Linked DNA regions of Homo sapiens: region 1 is linked to region 2. Evidence: chromatin loops called from intact Hi-C (ENCODE). Cell type or tissue: endothelial cell of umbilical vein. All regions are shown on one strand. Each heading gives the region's core, and the rest is flanking DNA. Links, peaks and the distances in the headings are about the cores only.

What was found. Hi-C counts contacts between places; a loop is a spot of excess contacts. Peaks named below come from ENCODE experiments on the same cell type or tissue, not always from the same donor. Only the 100,000 strongest peaks of a DNase experiment are listed, where the experiment ranks them.
Region 1: a loop joins it to region 2, with 12 times the contacts of the local background. A loop is called at or near these places in 6 of 110 quality-filtered maps.

What each region holds. Positions count from the first base shown.
Region 1 is chr14:74,320,349-74,328,682 of GRCh38, reverse strand. It overlaps a transcript of VRTN not described here. Among named protein-coding and RNA genes, the nearest start is that of ABCD4, 22 kb to the right of the region's middle. RefSeq lists enhancers at 476-1,097, 2,338-2,957. In endothelial cell of umbilical vein, for the core only: a CTCF peak has its summit at 3,649 (motif pointing left); no DNase peak of the experiment used is centred there; H3K27me3 peaks cover 1,080 bases.
Region 2 is chr14:74,474,785-74,483,118 of GRCh38, reverse strand. NPC2 (NPC intracellular cholesterol transporter 2) reads left to right here. Exons shown (of 5, transcript NM_006432.5): 4 at 2,340-2,417; 5 at 2,831-3,179. The coding sequence ends at 2,845. It overlaps MIR4709 (microRNA 4709), which reads left to right and starts at 2,915; the gene lies at 2,915-2,986. It also overlaps a transcript of SYNDIG1L not described here and the pseudogene RAP1AP. In endothelial cell of umbilical vein, for the core only: a CTCF peak has its summit at 3,882 (motif pointing right); a DNase peak (open chromatin) is centred at 3,868.

The sequences.
Region 1 (8,334 bases), core at 76-8,075, 150 kb after region 2:
ATGGATCTCTTTCCTTGTCAGTATAAAATTACCTCGTTTTTTAACAGCTGTAGAATGTTTTGTTGTAGGGAGGTATTATAATTTATTTAAGCAATCCCTTGCAACTGAACATTGACTTTTTCCTGTTTTTCACTATCAGAAACAGTGTTGCAGTAAACAAATGTGTGTATGTTTTGCAAAAGTTCCTTCCTGTAAGACTCACCAAGTAGAATTGCTTGGTCAAAAAAACAATCTGTAGACACATATTTATTTATATATTTTTATTTTGGGGTAATTGAAGGCAGCACTTTGTGATATCATTCATTGGGTACATACTTGGGAGTATTGTGGCTGAAATGGCTTCTGAGCCCCTCAACGGACTACAGAGATCCACTGGGCTCTCCAGACAGAGGGCTGGCTGGACTGACAGAAACCATGGCCACCTCTGACAGCTCTATTGTGGCTTCTCTGAGGCAGGAGGTGGCCAGGGCACAGGGTCTTCCGTCCTCACCCTGCAGGGTACCTTTTGATATATTGGCTCATAACCCAGGAAGTTGGAGGTACTTCAGGAAGCTCTCAGAAGAGGTGGAACATACCAATTAGAATCAACCAGCACTAGCCAGGTGTGGTGGCTCACGCCTTTCCTTCGCCCCGATCTCCTCCAGGACAAGATCACCCACAAGGGCCAGGCGCAGTGGCTCATGCCTGTAATCCCAGCACTTTGGGAGGCTGAGGTGGGTGGATCATCTGACCTCAGGGGTTCGCGACCAGCCCGGCCAACATTGTGAAACCCTGTCTCTACTAAAAAGACAAAAATTAGCCAGGCGTGGTGGTGGGCACCTGTAGTCCCAGCTACTTGGGAGGCTGAGGCAAGAGAATTGCTCGAACCTGGGAGGCACAGGTTGCAGTGAGCTGAGATTGCACCATTCACTGCACTCCTGCCTGGGCAACGAAGTGAGACTCCATCTCAAATAATAATAATAATAATAATAAAATAAAATCAACCAGTGCTTATGTTGTCTGAAATTAGGCCCAGTCCACAAGGGCAAGGCTTGCAAGAGAGGAAGGAGGAATCGCGGAGCAGCAAACCAAAGCCAGGCCTGTGTCTTGAGAGGGCTTCTCACCAAGGGAAGGTATAACTGCCCCTTTTCCTGGCCTGTCCTGCTCTACGGGAATTTGAAACAAAATGTGGACTTTAGGAGGCTGCCTGGGAGGAAGGGGAGCCTGGGTGGGGCCATCCCTGCGGATCAGGAAAGGGCAGGATCATAGGATGGCTCCTGTGATTTGGGAGACAGTCGGTAAACAGGTAAACAGTGCAGACTGCGGAACTGTGCAAGAGAGTTTGAGGGAAGAGTTACCCAGTTGGTCCTCGGATTCCTACTCAAGGTGGCAGGTGGGGAAGACCTGGATTCACATCCTGTCACTACTGTGGACCAGCGGACCGAGGAGGCTTGGGGTGAGCCTCTGGATCCACATATATTTCACCTTGGGCTGTGGTGAGGATTAAATGAGGAAACAGATGCGACGCACCTACCATTGTTCCAAGCACACAATAGGTGCTCAATAAATAGTGTATTTATCAGTGGATAAAACCACTAGGATACCTAATCCAAGGAGATAGGGAACCAACCACCTAGGAAAGAGGATCCCAAATCCTACAGGACAGCCACCTGTGGGGCCTGAAATCAGGAGCACAAAGTGACAGGCAAGGAGCTTCCCATTGCTGCTGCTTGGTGGGTGGGATGGATTGTCCTAGACAAAGGATCTACACCTTCAGCCCTGGATTCTAGGATGTGAACCACACACCCATATCCCGCTGCCCTATCTGTGTCACAGCAACTCCCCTCAACCTCCAGGGAACGAGGAGGAGCGTCCTGGGGTCCAGTGGGCCTGAGCCGTGGCCATGAGTGGGGAGAGAGGATCATGGGGTGGGAAGGCTGTAAAAGATGTAAATGGTGTGGTGTGGAGCTCGGCTCCAGCTGTCTAGCACTCCCTGGAGCTGGCAGGAGTCCAGGGAAGGGGCCCCAGACTCAGGGCGCCTTTTGTTCCAGGGCTTGGCTATGTAAAAGGTGGGGGAAGGGGCAAGAATTCATGGAACTTGTCCATTCATTGGAGCCCCCGCTGCCAGCAGGTGCGAGAAGGAGGGAGGGAATGAGGGACTTGGGGCTGGAAGGTTTAGATATGAGAATGGCAGCTCAGCATGCAGTGGATGACAAACAGATTCCTCAGCTTCCATCCTCCAGGGCTGTGAACATTCAAGCCAGCCAGACCCCAGCCTGCTTAGAATGTGCCACGAACTGTTTCCTCTAGCCCCCAATTGGCGTTCCAAACCCCCATCTCTCCAGTCCCCAAATTCCCATTTTCTATGTTCTGCCAAAACACCCTGCTTCCCCAGGACCACTTCCATTGCTGTCTGATTTTCTGAGGTTTTGTTTGTTTCTTTCTTTCTTTTCTGTTCCTCTTTGGCTGCTTGGGGCTCACAGCTTCCAGGGCCTTCTCCAAAGCACCATATTCAAGCACTGGATGCTGCTTGGACATATCAATTGAGGTCCCAGAGAAATCAGTATGGGGAGAAGAAGGACTTGGAATCACACAAACATGGGTCCGAACCCTGCTTGCCCTTCCCAGCTGGGTAAACTCCAGGCAAGTTACTAACCTTTCAGAGCCGCATTCTTTAGGTAAAATGAGGATAATGTTTGTTCCTACTTCTCAGAGTTTTTGTAAACATTAAATTCTGAGTTGATGTCTAGAAAGCTCTTTGCACAATGCCTGGCCCAGAACAAGTGCTCAATGGATAATAAGCATAGGAAAACGAGGCAGAAAGCCCCTGCAGTGTTTTCATTTGTATTTCCTTGTTGCCAGAGAGATTAATCTTTTAAATGTATGTTTATTATGTATTAATATTTCTTTCCTCTTTTTTTCTTTTTTTATTTTGAAACAGGGTCTCACTCTGTTGCCCAGGCTGGAGTACAGTGGTGCAATCATGGGTCACTGCAGCTTCCAACTCCTGGGATCAAGCAATCTTCCTGCCTCAGCCTCCCGAGTAGCTGGGACTCCTGAGTAGACAGGGGTCCCACTATGTTGCCCAGGCTGTTCTCGAAATTTTGGGCTCAAGAGATCCTCCTGCCTTGGCCTCCCAAAGTGCTGGGGTAACAGGCGTGAGCCACCTTGCCCAGCCTATTTATAGTTCTTATTTCTTACATAAATTACCTGTGTTCATCTCTTATCCATTTTACTTCTAGTTTTTTTGTTTGTTTGTTTTTTGTTTTTTGACCTTTGGTTTGATAATTGGTGGAACAGCTTTATACATTTTGTAATTCTTTGTCATACAATTTGCAATTTTTTTCTCTTGGTTTCTCACTTGCTTTTGATTTTTTTGGCGTCTTTCAACATACAAAGTCTCTTTTTCCTTCTATATACCATATTCCCAAATCTGCGTTAGTTTCTCATTTTCCACAACATCCTCCCACAGATGGCCCACAGGAGCTGTCCCTGTATAGGCTGATTTTCTCAGCATTTTGGGGTCTGCACTGACCCTTGCCTTGACCAGTGCACTCCCCAGGACTTTATTAGGCCCTCCATTGTTCCCAAGATGCGAAAAACCTGCAGCCAGGGCTGTTTGACTGAATCCTGTAGTATTTTAGTTTTATCCTGAAATGCACACACTCCCCCCTACTGGTTTCTGGAAGGATCACACTCTTTTTTTTTTTCCTACTAGTTTGCTCATTTGGGGAAACTCTAAAATCTGATTGAGAAATCAGTGTCTGAATGAGAATGTATTTATTTATTTATTTATTGTATTTATTATTAGTTTTTTGAGATGGGGTCTCACTCTGTCTCCCAGGCTGGAGTGCAGTGGGGAGATCTCAACTCACTGCAACCTCCACCTCCTGGGCTCAAGCCATCCTCCCGCCTCAGCCTCCTGAGTAGCTGGGGCCATAGCATGCGCCACCACGCTCGGCTAATTTTTGTATTTTTGGTAGAGACGGGGTCTCGGCATGTTACGCAGGCTGGCCTCAAACTACCGGGCTCAAGTGAGCATCCTGCCTCGGCCTCCCAAAGTGCTGGGATTACAGGTGTGAGCCACCACACCCGGCCTGAATGAGAATTTAAATGTCCCCCATTAACCCTCTCTTTGGGGCCCAGGACTGCCTCAGGCTGTCCATATCTCACCATCTCAGCCAGCTGCCAGACAGACTGGCCATAAGATGTATTTCTGAGAAGTATGTGTAAATCTTACTTGATGAATTCCATTTTAATGCTGTAAGAGAAATTAAAATTAAAATAAATCCTTCTTTTTTTTTTTTTTTTTTTTTGAGTCAGAGTCTCACTCTGTCACCCAGGCTGGAGTGCAGTGGTGCCATCTCAGCTCACTGCAACCTCTGCCTCCCGGGTTCAAGCGATTCTCCTGCCTCAGCCTCCCGAGTAGCTGGGACTACAGGCGCCCGCCACCACGCTCAGCTAACTTTTTGTATTTTTAGTAGAGATGGGGTTTCACCATATTGCCCAGGCTGGTCTCGAACTCCTGACCTCATGATCCGCCTGCCTCGGCCTCTCAAAGTGCTGGGATTACAGGCGTGAGTCACCATGCCCGGCCTCTTATAGCTTATTTACTGGGCACTTACCATGTGCCATTCACGGCAGTTAAGCACTTTACATGAAGCTCTCAATCCTCAGGACCATAAGGAAAGATCAAATTTCTCCATTTTACAGATAAGTAGACTGAAGCTCTAGGAAGTTATGCAGCTTGGCTGAGGTCACCCAGCTGGAAGGTTGCCAGATTCAGCAAACAGACATATAGGAAGCCCAGTTAAATTTGCATTTCATATAAATAATGAATAATTTTTTAGTATTGCATGTCCCAAATATTGCATGCCATATTTTATCTGGCAACCCTTCCCAGATGATAAGTAGTAGAATGTGGCCTAGAATCCAGGTCTCCTGATTCCCTGACCTTCCAGTGGGAGGACTAGGGAGTATTGCATGGAATTCTTTGGAAAGAAACCCCTGTACTAACTCTTGGACTCCACCTCAGACATACTGAATAGAATCTCTGGGAGTCAAGCCTAGGAATCTGCACTGGTTTTTTTTGTTTGTTTGTTGGTTTGGTTTTTTTTTTTTAGATGGAATTTCACTCTGTCGCCCAGCCTGGAGTGCAGTGGGGCGACCTTGGCTCACTGCAGCCTGCACTTCCCGGGTTCAAATGATTCTCCTGCCTCAGCCTCCTGAGTAGCTGGGATTACAGGCGCCCACCACCACGCCCAGCTGATTTTTGTAATTTTAGTAGAGATGGGGTTTCACCATGTTGGCCAGGCTGGTCTCAAACTCCTGACCTCAGGCGATCTGCCCGCCTCGGCCTCCCAAAGTGCTGGGATTACAGGCATGAGCCACCGCCCCCAGCCAGAACCTGCACTTTTTAACAAGTATCCTCACCTTCAAACCTCTACTCCCCAGAGATTTTTTTTGAACTTTGAATTTTGAGAGCACTTTTGTCTCTATGCAGCTTGTAGGTGGAGAAGCCCATATTCAGCTGTCCTGTGGCTTCCAATATTCCCAGTATGCTTTTTTTTTGAGATGGAGTCTCACTTTGTCACCCAAGCTGGAGTGCAGTGGCATGATCTCTGCTCACTTCAACCTCCACCTCCTGGGTTCAAGTGATTCTCCTGCCTCAGCCTCCCGAGTAGTTAGGATTACAGGTGCATGTCACCATGCCTGGCTAATTTTTGTATTTTTGTAGAGACAGGGTTTCACCATTTTGGCCAGGCTGGTCTCAAACTCCTGACCTCAGGTGATCTGCCCACCTTGGCCTCTCAAGGTGCTGGGATTACAGGCGTGAGCCACCGTGCCCGGTCCCTAGTATGCTTTTTAAGTTCATTCACTCATCCATCCATAAAACTCCTGACAGATATTTATTGTTTGAAGGCTTGTCCTGCCAGCTAGGGATAGAAAGGAGAATTGGAGGCAACCGGAGACTTTGAGGAGCTTCTGTTCCACTGCAGGACATTGACAAGAAAACAGACACAATAGGAATACAGGGGGTGTTGGGTTGGACAGTTCCATAGGGGCTATGACAGGATTTGCTTCAGAAGCAGAGGGACAGGGTGGGAGCAGTCAGTTGCAAATTTCAGGGGATATGCTTCAGTGGAGTCTTGAAAGGCCAATAATTGTGTTTTCCTACCAAGGGGAGAACAAACGATAATAGATATAAATTTTAGACAGTGGTTACAATTTGCAATAAGAAATGAATTTAAATAGGCCAGGTGCAGTGGCTCATGCCTGTAATCCCAACATTTTGGGAGGCTGAGGAGGGACAATCACTCGAGCCCAGGAGTTCAAGATCTGTCTGGGCAACACAGTGAGACCCCATCTCTATAAAAAATATAAAAATTAGCTGGACCTGATGGTGCACTCCTGTGGTCCCAGCTACTCAAGAGGCTGAGGTGAGAGGATTGCTTGAGCTCCAGGAGGCAAGAGGTTACAGTGAGCCATGACTGTGCCACTATACTCCAGCATGGGCAACAGAGTGAGACCCTGTCTCAAAAAAAAAAAAATATGGGGAGCCGGGCACGGTGGCTCACGCCTGTAATCCCAGCACTTTGGGAGGCCAAGGCAGGTGGATCATGAGGTCAAGAGATCGAGACCATCCTGGCCAACATGGTGAAACCCCGTCTCTACTAAAAAACAGAATACAAAAAATTAGCTGGGTGTGGTGGCACACACCTGTAGTCTCAGCTACTCAGGAGGCTGAGGCAGGAAAATCGCTCAAACCCGGGAGGTGGAGGTTGCAGTGAGCCAAGATCGCACCACTGCACTGCAGCCTGTGGGACAAGAGCAAGACTCTGTCTCAAAATAAATAAATAAATAATAAAATAAAAATACATTTTAAAAATGCAAATGAAAAGCTGGGCACGGTGGCTCACGCCTGTAATCCCAACATTTTGGGAGGCTGAGGCAAGTGAATCACCTGAGGTCAGGAGTTCGAGACCAGCCTGGCCAACATGGGGAAACCCCGCCTCTACTAAAAATACAAAAATTAGCGGGCATGGTGGCGCATGCCTGTAATCCCAGCTACTTAGGAGGTAAGGCAGGAGAATCGCTTGAACCCAGGAGGTGGAGGTTGCAGTGAGCCGAGACCACACCACTGCACTCCAGCCTGGGCAACAGAGCAAGACTCTGTCTCAAAAAAAAAAAAAAAAAAGCAAATGAAAGAGAGCAAGAATGTGGGCTCTGGAGCCAGACATCCCGGTTACTTCCAAGTTCCCCCACTTACTAGCCCTATGACCACGTCCATGTACCCCACCCCATCCTTTCCATGCCTCAGTTTTGCGTTCTGTGAAATCGGGATGATCATATTCTCTTCCTCATTGGTTGGGTGTGCAGGTTAAAGGAAATAATCATACAAAATGCCTCATGCAGCTCCTACTTAGTAAGTATTCAATAGAGGTTAACATCAACAATTTTCCTCTCTTTTCTACACCTTCCCTGCAGCCTACAAATGTGTTGTAACAGCTTTCCATCCTTGATCCTGGATCCTCCTCTTATTACTGACACATTACTTGTCCCCATTTGTGGCACAACTCTTTGAAAGAATTGTGTGTAATTCCCATTTCTATTTTCTCACCTTCCTGTTTCTCCTGAACCCACTCCATGGAACCTGCTCTTGTCAAGGCCACTGATAAACTTTATATGCATTTCCAGTGGGCAATTCTCAATCCTTATCCACAGCCTTTCAGGAACATTTGACACAGTTGATCCACCCTTGCTGCTGCTGCTGCTGCTGCTTTTTTTTTTTTTTTTTTTTTTTTAAAGAGATGGGATCTGGCCAGGCAATGGCTCACGCTTGTAATCCCAGCACTTTGGGAGGCCAAGGCAGGTGGATCATGAGGTCAGGAGGTCCAGACCTGCCTGACCAAGATGGTGAAACCCCCATCTATACTAAAAATACAAAAATTAGGCAGGTTCAGTGGCGGGCACCTGTAATTCCAGCTACTTGGGAGGTTGAGGCAGGAGAATCGCTTGAACCCGGGAGGTAGAGGTTGCAGTGAGCCGAGATCACGCCACTGCACTCTAGCCTGGGTGACAGAGCAAGACTCCGTCTCAAAAAAAAAAAAAAAAAAAAAAAAAAAAAAAAAAAAAAAAAGAGGCCGGGCGCAGTGGCTCAAGTCTGTAATTCCAGCACTTTGGGAGGCCAAGGCGGGCGGATCACAAGGTCAGGAGATCGAGACCATCCTGGCTAACATGGTAAAACCCCGTCTCTACTAAAAATACAAAAATTTAGCCGGCGTGGTGGCGGCGGGCGCCTGTAGTCCCAGCTTCTTGGGAGGCTGAGGCAGGAGAATGGCGTGAACCCGGGAG
Region 2 (8,334 bases), core at 108-8,107:
ACTGTTGGCAGTTGACTTCAACTTGCTTTCTGTAGGAATCTTCTATCGTTGGGTCATATTTTTCAACAAAAATTCCCTGAACAAACTGAACCATCAGAGCAGACTGCCCAACACCTCCTGAACCAAGGACCACTAGCTCACCCGTGATGTGGTCTGTTTAAATACTGATGATTCCCCCAGTCTGGCACCTCCTCCACCTCCTCCTCCCTCCTCCCTCCTCCCTCCTCCCTCCTCCCAGCTGCGGCTCCTGCTTCGGCTCTGCACAGCAACGGCTGATGCCATTTTTATATACAATATTTCACTTGGATCTCATGACCATCCTATGTAGAGGTGATATTATCTCTATTTTACAGCTGAAGAAATTTGAGCCTCTGAAGTTATGCAATATGAACAGAGTCCACTCCACTAAGAAGCAGTGGAGCCCAGGTTTTGAGCTGGGTCTTATAACTCCAAAGCCTGTGCAATGTTAAAAGATTTTAGCCAGGTACCAAATAATTAAAGATCCAAGTTGTCTTAACATTGTCATCAGAAAATCCTGGTTTCTCCATTAATCTCTTAACAAAACAAGAGAGCAGTAGTTTGTTAGCTCCATGGCAGAGAGGTAGCTTTTTCCAGCCTTCTTTCTGCCCTCCAATCCCCACCTTCACCTCTGACCCATCCCTGCTGCACCTACCTCTTTTTCTACCAAGCACTCATAAGGTAGATCCTGCTGCAGTGGACCTGTATTAAAGATATGTATCTTGATAAGAATGGAGGAAATAGAGGGATGGCCTTTTTCCATGAAGAAAAAGAGCCGCATTTCTTGAAATCAAGTAGAACTCAGGAGCAATATCTGGCCATTTATTTTCTAGGAAAGGTAAGTAATTAAAGAACATTCTAAAGAGACTCAAATATAGGATGTCTGTGCTTAAGGGCTGTTGGAGACCTTAGAGGTCAGGGACAGATTAGTAGATGAATATCCACATAACCATGGGCATGTCTGAACCTCAGTTACGTATGCAGTGACTAGTCAGAGCCTGATACGTAGTAGGTACTTAATGTATGGTAGTTATTGTCTGTTAAATGAGTTACATTTAATTTGAAAAATAGCTCAAACTGCTTAAGCACTAAATGAAGCAGTAGTTAATGTATACTAGTCTGGAAAAACTCACAAGGCAAGTTTCAAGAACCTGAATATCAGTGCCACTCACATGTTCCATTGTGAAGAAACATTAGAGTACAAAAGAGAGGTAGTAACTAGTGACAAGTAAGCTAATGTCCACATAAGAAAGGACCTGCAGAGTGTCAGTGAGTTATCAAGAATTGGAAGGGACCACTCACGTGATATGAGTGTAACAAGTCAAGGCAGGGATTTCTGATGAAGTACATTATTAGAAAGCAGTTTAAGGGCGTTAACTGAAAGTATATTGCTACAAAAGGTTGTCATCCTTGAAATTATTCATACAGCTACAGACTTCTCTAGGCCATCTTTTGTGCTTTGACATTTCCATTTCTAGCTAACAAGAACGTTTCCTTATACCTAAGAATCTAAATTTTTTTTACTCTCTGCTCTTCATGGTTACATTGGGAAAAAGCTGGATCAGATTGCCAAATACATGAGAAATTGCTTAAATGTGAAATTATTCATGTAAGCCTTCATGTGTTAGTCCATTTGCCTTGTTGTAAAGGAATACCTAAGACTGGGTAACTTGAAAAGAGGTTTGATCAGCTCACGGTTCAGCAAGCTGTACCTGAAGCATAGTGCCACCACCTGCTTCTGGTGAGGCTTCAGGAAGCTTACTGTTAGGACAGAAGGCAAAGGGGAGCCAGCGTGTCACATGGCCAGCACTAAAGCAAGAAAGAGAAGGGGGAGGCCCCAGACTCTTTTAAACAGCCAGATCTCATGTGAAGTCAGTGAGAACTCACTCATCACCAAGGGGACGGTGCTAAGCCGTTCATGAGGGATCTTCCTCCATGATCCAATACTTCCCACCAGGCCCACCTCCAACATTGGAGGTCACATGTCAACATGAAATTTCAAAGGGACAAATAACCAAACCGTATCACTTCATTTATATGCCATTGATCTAAGAGAGAAGAGAATGCTTTAGAAATTACATTTGATAAATTAACCAAGTTAGTATGTGGTGCTGCTAGCATCAAATCACAAGTATAACTTTGTTCACTCTCTTAAGGCTGTAAGCTGTGCCCACATGCTAAGCAGCCCTCATGATTTAAGAAAAAAAGTATGAGGAGTTAGGAAGTTTGCTACTGTACATCTAGGATTCATAGTTAAACCAATTATGGATAGAAGTCAGGTCCTATTTTCATTTTTCTCAATTATTTTTCTCTTTCTCCAGATAAAACTGGTGGTGGAGTGGCAACTTCAGGATGACAAAAACCAAAGTCTCTTCTGCTGGGAAATCCCAGTACAGATCGTAAGTCTATCTGGGGGTGAGAGGGCATGGGTGGAGGGAAGAAAGTGGAGGAGAAATCAGACTGAAACTAAATCAGTGCCATAAGATAAAAGGAATTTCAAGACTGCTGTTTTATGCCTCTCAACCTCTAAAAGCATCTGAGACCCTATTTCCTGAGAGCTCAGAACTGTTGCCTTTGTAATATCCTTTGTTAAAAAAAAAAAAGGTTGAAGGAAAGAAGAGAGAGTGAGACTGTAGAGATTGATTTAACTGTCTTCATTGGTTTTTTTCTGTCGGAGTAAGGAAGGTCCAGCCAGACAGGACCTGAAGGAGGTTGCTTAGGAATGTCTGATAACTTGCCCTAGGGTTATTGCCCTGACAGTGGAGGAAAGGTTCCAAACCACTTCCACTGAGCTGGGACATTACATCCACAGGTTTCTCATCTCTAAGTGCCTCATTGAGTTCGGTGCATCTGGCCAATGAGTCTGCTGAGACTCTTGACAGCACCTCCAGCTCTGCTGCTTCAACAACAGTGACTTGCTCTCCAATGGTATCCAGTGATTCGTTGAAGAGGAGGTGCTCTGTAGCAGAAACTGAGCTCCGGGTGGCTGGTTCTCAGTGGTTGTCTCATGTCTCTTTTTCTGTCTTAGGTGGTTTCATTAAATGCAGCACTTGGTTAGCAGATGTTTAATTTTTTTTTTAACAACATTAACTTGTGGCCTCTTTCTACACCTGGAAATTTACTCTTGAATAAATAAAAACTCGTTTGTCTTGTCTTCTGCATGTGGGCTGTGGTCTTCTCCTGCTCCTTTCAGGGTACATTCTGCTAGAACCATGGAAGGCAGGCCCCCAGTTCCGTGGTCCCAGAGTGCACTGAAGACATGACTTTTTCAGAAACTCTTTTTCCTCCTTTTTGTCCAGTAAGACCATATCTATTTTATATAAAATGGCCTTGTTTTGCTTTATTTGACACAATCTTATACCACCAAGCATGCTCGAAAGAAGCAGTGAAAGTAAAAATCACCTAGTTGAATAATAACGCCTGAAAGGTTGAAGGAACTGAATTTGGTGGGGAGGGCAGGTAGGGGTTAGGGATTACAGGTTAGGATGAGGCATGGTGATCTTTTGGGAACACTGCTGTGAAGAAAGCCTAGAAGCTTAAAAATGAAATGTGAAGTTGTAGCAAGTAATGGCTAAATTAATTAAATCTTGGAGTTTCCTATCTTAAAGTACAAGTATAATCATGGGCATATATTTTGCCACCTATTTTGAGTCAGTATACTAGCAGTCAGCTCTTAGGTGGTACAGGGATTACAACCCCATTCACAATTGAGTTGAATAACATGGACCTTAGGTCATCCATTGTTAGGGCAAAAGGAAGGAACATTCATACAAAGTGCTTGTGAGCAAGTGATTGATTTGATCCAGTTCTTTTCATCCCACTAATTTCACTAGACCCTTGGATTTCTTTGGTCTGTGAGTTTCCCAGGAAAACCACCAGGGGACAGTGATGGATCAGGAATACAGTTATCAACAGCCAAGCTTTCCTAGTTAATGCTAGGAGCCAGTCAACCAGTGTACTTTTTACCTAAGATCTTTTGTGTATCCTGCCACATTGAGTCTAGAGTGACAGTCCACCTTGTCTCCCATACCAGACTCTAGATGTATCAGAATTGTGTGAATTCCTGAGGCTGTTAACTGTTGTGCGGGTCTCTGGCTTCGGACTGCCTATGGTTGAATCCTGGCACCAACAATTAACAGGACTACCAGTGTGATCTTGAAATCACTTCATCTCTCTGTGTGTCAGTCTCCTTATCTGTTAAATAGGACTAATAATAATAGGGCTGTGAAGACTAAATGAGATGAGGCATGTAAAACACTTAGAATGACCCTGGCTATAGTATATACTCTCTAAATGTTAGCTGTCACTCTGGGAGACAGACATTCTTCTTTGTCTACAAATAGCAGGAAAATTAGAAGGTTCAATCTGAGATTTGATGATGTCTCCTCAGAAGGATGAGGCTATCCTCTGTGCACAAGAACTTTCTGAAAGGCCTGGAAAAGCTCAATTCTCATGTGTCCACTGTCTCCCTATTCCCAGAAGATTTCTCATGCCATTTAGCTCCTTTGAAGTTAACAGCTACCCACCCTGCATACTCCTCTGCCCTTGTGTTAAAAGAAGACAGGACTCACAATACCATGCAAAATGAGTACTTGCCTCTAGCTAGGAACAGTGCCTACTTCAGGGAGAATTGATTTTGATACAGCTGACTAGTTTGAGTGTTAAACTATTTTGGAAATAATTTACATATCTAAGTTCTAAAATATATTTTTCTTTCCTCCACTTATTCTTCAAATTTGAAACAATGTTTTAATACTGTATATCTTTCATTGTTTATAACTTGCATTCTTTGTGAAAATTTGTTCTTAGGGACAAAAAAATTCTTAATCTTTTTATGTGTAAAGCAGGAACAGACAGATAATACATAAACAGATACATATTATATCTGCGGTATTAAAATTTGGTGGGGTGGTCGATTAGGATTAAAAGGTCCATAAAAGCTCCTGTAAGGAGTGATAATGAAAAGGGTGGGGAAGCACTAAAGACAAAGAGTATAAGTAGATATTTCAGAAATCGAAATTAAAAAGTATTTCGGCTAGTTTATACCCTTCCATCAGAGCAAAAGGGGAACACAACAGCTTGTGACTGTTTGCCAGCCATCGCGGGGCTACATGAAGCCTGCAGCCGTGAGCTAGGTAGGGCTCCCGTGGGGGGATTAGTTTGAAAGGTCGTCTTCTACAGACAGTTCACAGACGCCCCCGTGAGTCATTAAAACATTGAGAAGCACTGAATCTTAGGTATATCAAAAAGGTCATCCTCTTTCCAATGACCGTCTCATGCTTTTCTAGTCCACGGAGCAGGTTTTGGAGGCTCAGCTCTTACATGAATTCCAGGACAGATAAATCCCAGATTCTAATTGTTGAAATAATAATGAGGGGCACCCCTGCTTATAGAATAAAGGGAACCCAACACCTCATATCTCCAGTTTGGGAAAAGGTTAAATATGAAGACTAGTATTCAGTCAAATCTTCATACTAATAAAAAGCAACAAGCATGGAGTAATTTTAAATCCTGCATATTTGGTTTTTAAATCTTAGTTGACTTTTTTTAAAAGGAACAGAGTGATCTTTTTTTTTTTTAACACAAAGTCTTTCAGAAAAGAAACAGGGTGATCTTGATTATGCTTTGGAAAGGTTGATAAAAACAGCTTGTTCTCTGAGAACACCCTCCAGACATAGGAAGAGTGGCTTGAAATAGGTGAGGTCAACTAAGAGAAAATGATCTGGGATCAGCCATTCACTTCAGATAATCCAAAAAGCAATGGTTAAATGGGTTGGTACAAGGACAGGGTTACAGTATATAAGAAAAGCATTAGCACAGAAAAAGGAGTCGTGTAAGAAAGTCGCCAAGGTGAAAGTCACGTTAAACAAGTGTTTTTCCCAAGGAAGAGACAGAACAGGAAATAGAGGTTGGGGTATGCCTTATTTAAAGGCCTGGAACACTCAGGCGAGGGTGTGTGTGTGTGTGTGTGTGTGTGTGTGTTGGGAATGGGGCTGGGGGGAGACAGGGTTGTGTGTGTGTGTGTGTGTGTGTGTGTGTGTGTGTGTGTGTGTGTGTGTGTTGGGAATGGGGCTGGGGGGAGACAGGGTTGAGTGACCCAAAGTAGAAAGTGGCTCTGGATCTCCACAGATGTTGCCTGAAAGTCTTTGAAGGATTTGAGTCATTTTGGGTGGTTGTGTCTTTTTCTCTGAAGAGAATTCCTCAGCCTATCCCTAGATTCTAAACTGAATCCGATTCACTTACAGCTGTCAGTTGACTAGCAACTAAATGGTCTGGGTGTTGGTTGCCATGGAAACAGCTAAAAGGCCCATTGCTATGGGAACCTACCAGGCTCTCCAAACCAGGGGTTTGGTTCCTAAAAAGGGGTGGAGGGGAGGGTGGAGACCAGGAGATGGCCTGCATAGGTGGCTCAAGGGTCCTGGAAGAGGGTGGGCAATGTGGGTGAGTGGATCCGGCCAGCTCCTCTCGACTGGGGCAGAAGAACAGTGACCTCTTCTACTTTCTGCAGATGTTCCCATGCCTGTTCTCTGCTCACTGCCCAATGCTAGCCACAGAGCACAGGTGTTTGCAGTTGCAAATGGAGACTAAGAGCCTGAGATTCTGGAGCAGACGTGGCATGTCAGTGTGGCTCCCCTCACCTGCAGGGGCTTGGAGAAGGACGGCTCCCTTCTAGCAGGCCGTCCTCCACAAATCATATGTCCCAGATAAGCAGCCAGCAGGCAGAAAGATCAGCTTAGCTCTGACTGCCAGTGGGTAAGGCCAAGAAGGAGCCTGGCAGACAAATGGATGGCTGCTGGCCTTGAACATGGCAGAGCTGCTGGGTGTGCCAGATCAAAAAGCAGAGAGCAGGCCAGCAGCAGCAGACTGTTCTCAGCGCTGGAGAAATGCATTGCTCTGCCCACTACACCCTCAACCATCCATATGCCTCTGCCACAAAGGGGGATACTGCAAATGGATCAACATAGGAAAGATGAGGTTTGATGGAGATTCTCAGTGTACACACACAATGCTTGTAAGATTCTTTTCTGTTTTGCAATCAAAGTAACTCTCACATTAGTGTTTAGTGGTAAGATGATTTTTTTACTAAAACAAAGAGAAAACATCCCAGAAGCTCTTCCATTAACCACTGTTAATGTGTAATGTACAAATTGAAGGGATTGGACTAATCACTAAAGCCTCTGTCAGGACTAACAGCTTATGATGCATTGAGACGCTGAAAGGAAGTTGAAGAACCACTGGCAAATGGACACAGATGAATCGTTTTCTAGTTACTCATATTGTGAGGGCGGGGAAAATCTCTGAACTCCAGAGAGGCTTAGGATGGAGACTAAGGCCAAGACATTTGCTTTAGAGACCATTTCAGATATGTTGGGCCCAGGAGACTTTCACTTGGTTCTGCAGAATTCTGAGATTTGTGATGCTGATTTTTTTTTCTCCTAATCTTGCCTTTTTCCTGCCTGGAATTGTTAGTCTCAGACCCTCCCAGGAGCTTCAGAGTCTAAGAGCCTGGCACCAGAGAAAGAGAGAGAGAGAGATGCCACTAGAACTTGGACTGCTCCACAGGACAGTTGAGCACTTCCCCAGAATCTGTGGGGAGGTTTTCACTTTTGGAAGCAGTAGTTGTTTACAGATTTCTGTAACATTTAAAATGTTAAATACAAGCTGGGTTTATATCTCACCTCCAACTTTTTCCAGCTGCTTGACTTTTGATGAGTTCCTTAACCTCTTAGGGCCTTAATTTCCTCAGCTGTAAAACAGGATGATAAGAATATACCCACCTCAGGTGGTTCTAATGATGACATGAGATGGGGGATGCAAAGTGCTCAGTGCAGTACCTGACGCATAATAAGTAGCTGAGAAAGGTCGTTAGTATTATTATTATCATCCTAGATAAAAAAGGAAGGTTGCAGCCATGGAAACTGCTCAGTGGCCTAGAATCATAGGCATTTGCCATGCATTTGTCTTCCAAATTTAATTCCAGGTGCCTTTCAAGACTGATGGCCTCTCTGATGCCACACTCTGGTTTGCCTTCATTAAGCCAGATTCTAACCCTCTCTTTTTAAGACACTTAACCACATTCTTTTTCATGTATGATTTTTATGTGTCTGCTTACCTTCCTACTAGACTGTAAACATCTTGAGAATAGAGACTACCCTTTCATCTTTCAATAAATGCCTAGACCTCAGCAATTGTTTAATGAATTTTTTTAATAGGGAAAAATGTCTTTTTTCTGTAGGTCTTGGATCAGACCATTTAACCCTATAGCAGCCTTGTCTCCAAAGGGAAGAAAAGAGTAACAGTGGGCTAGGTTTCATT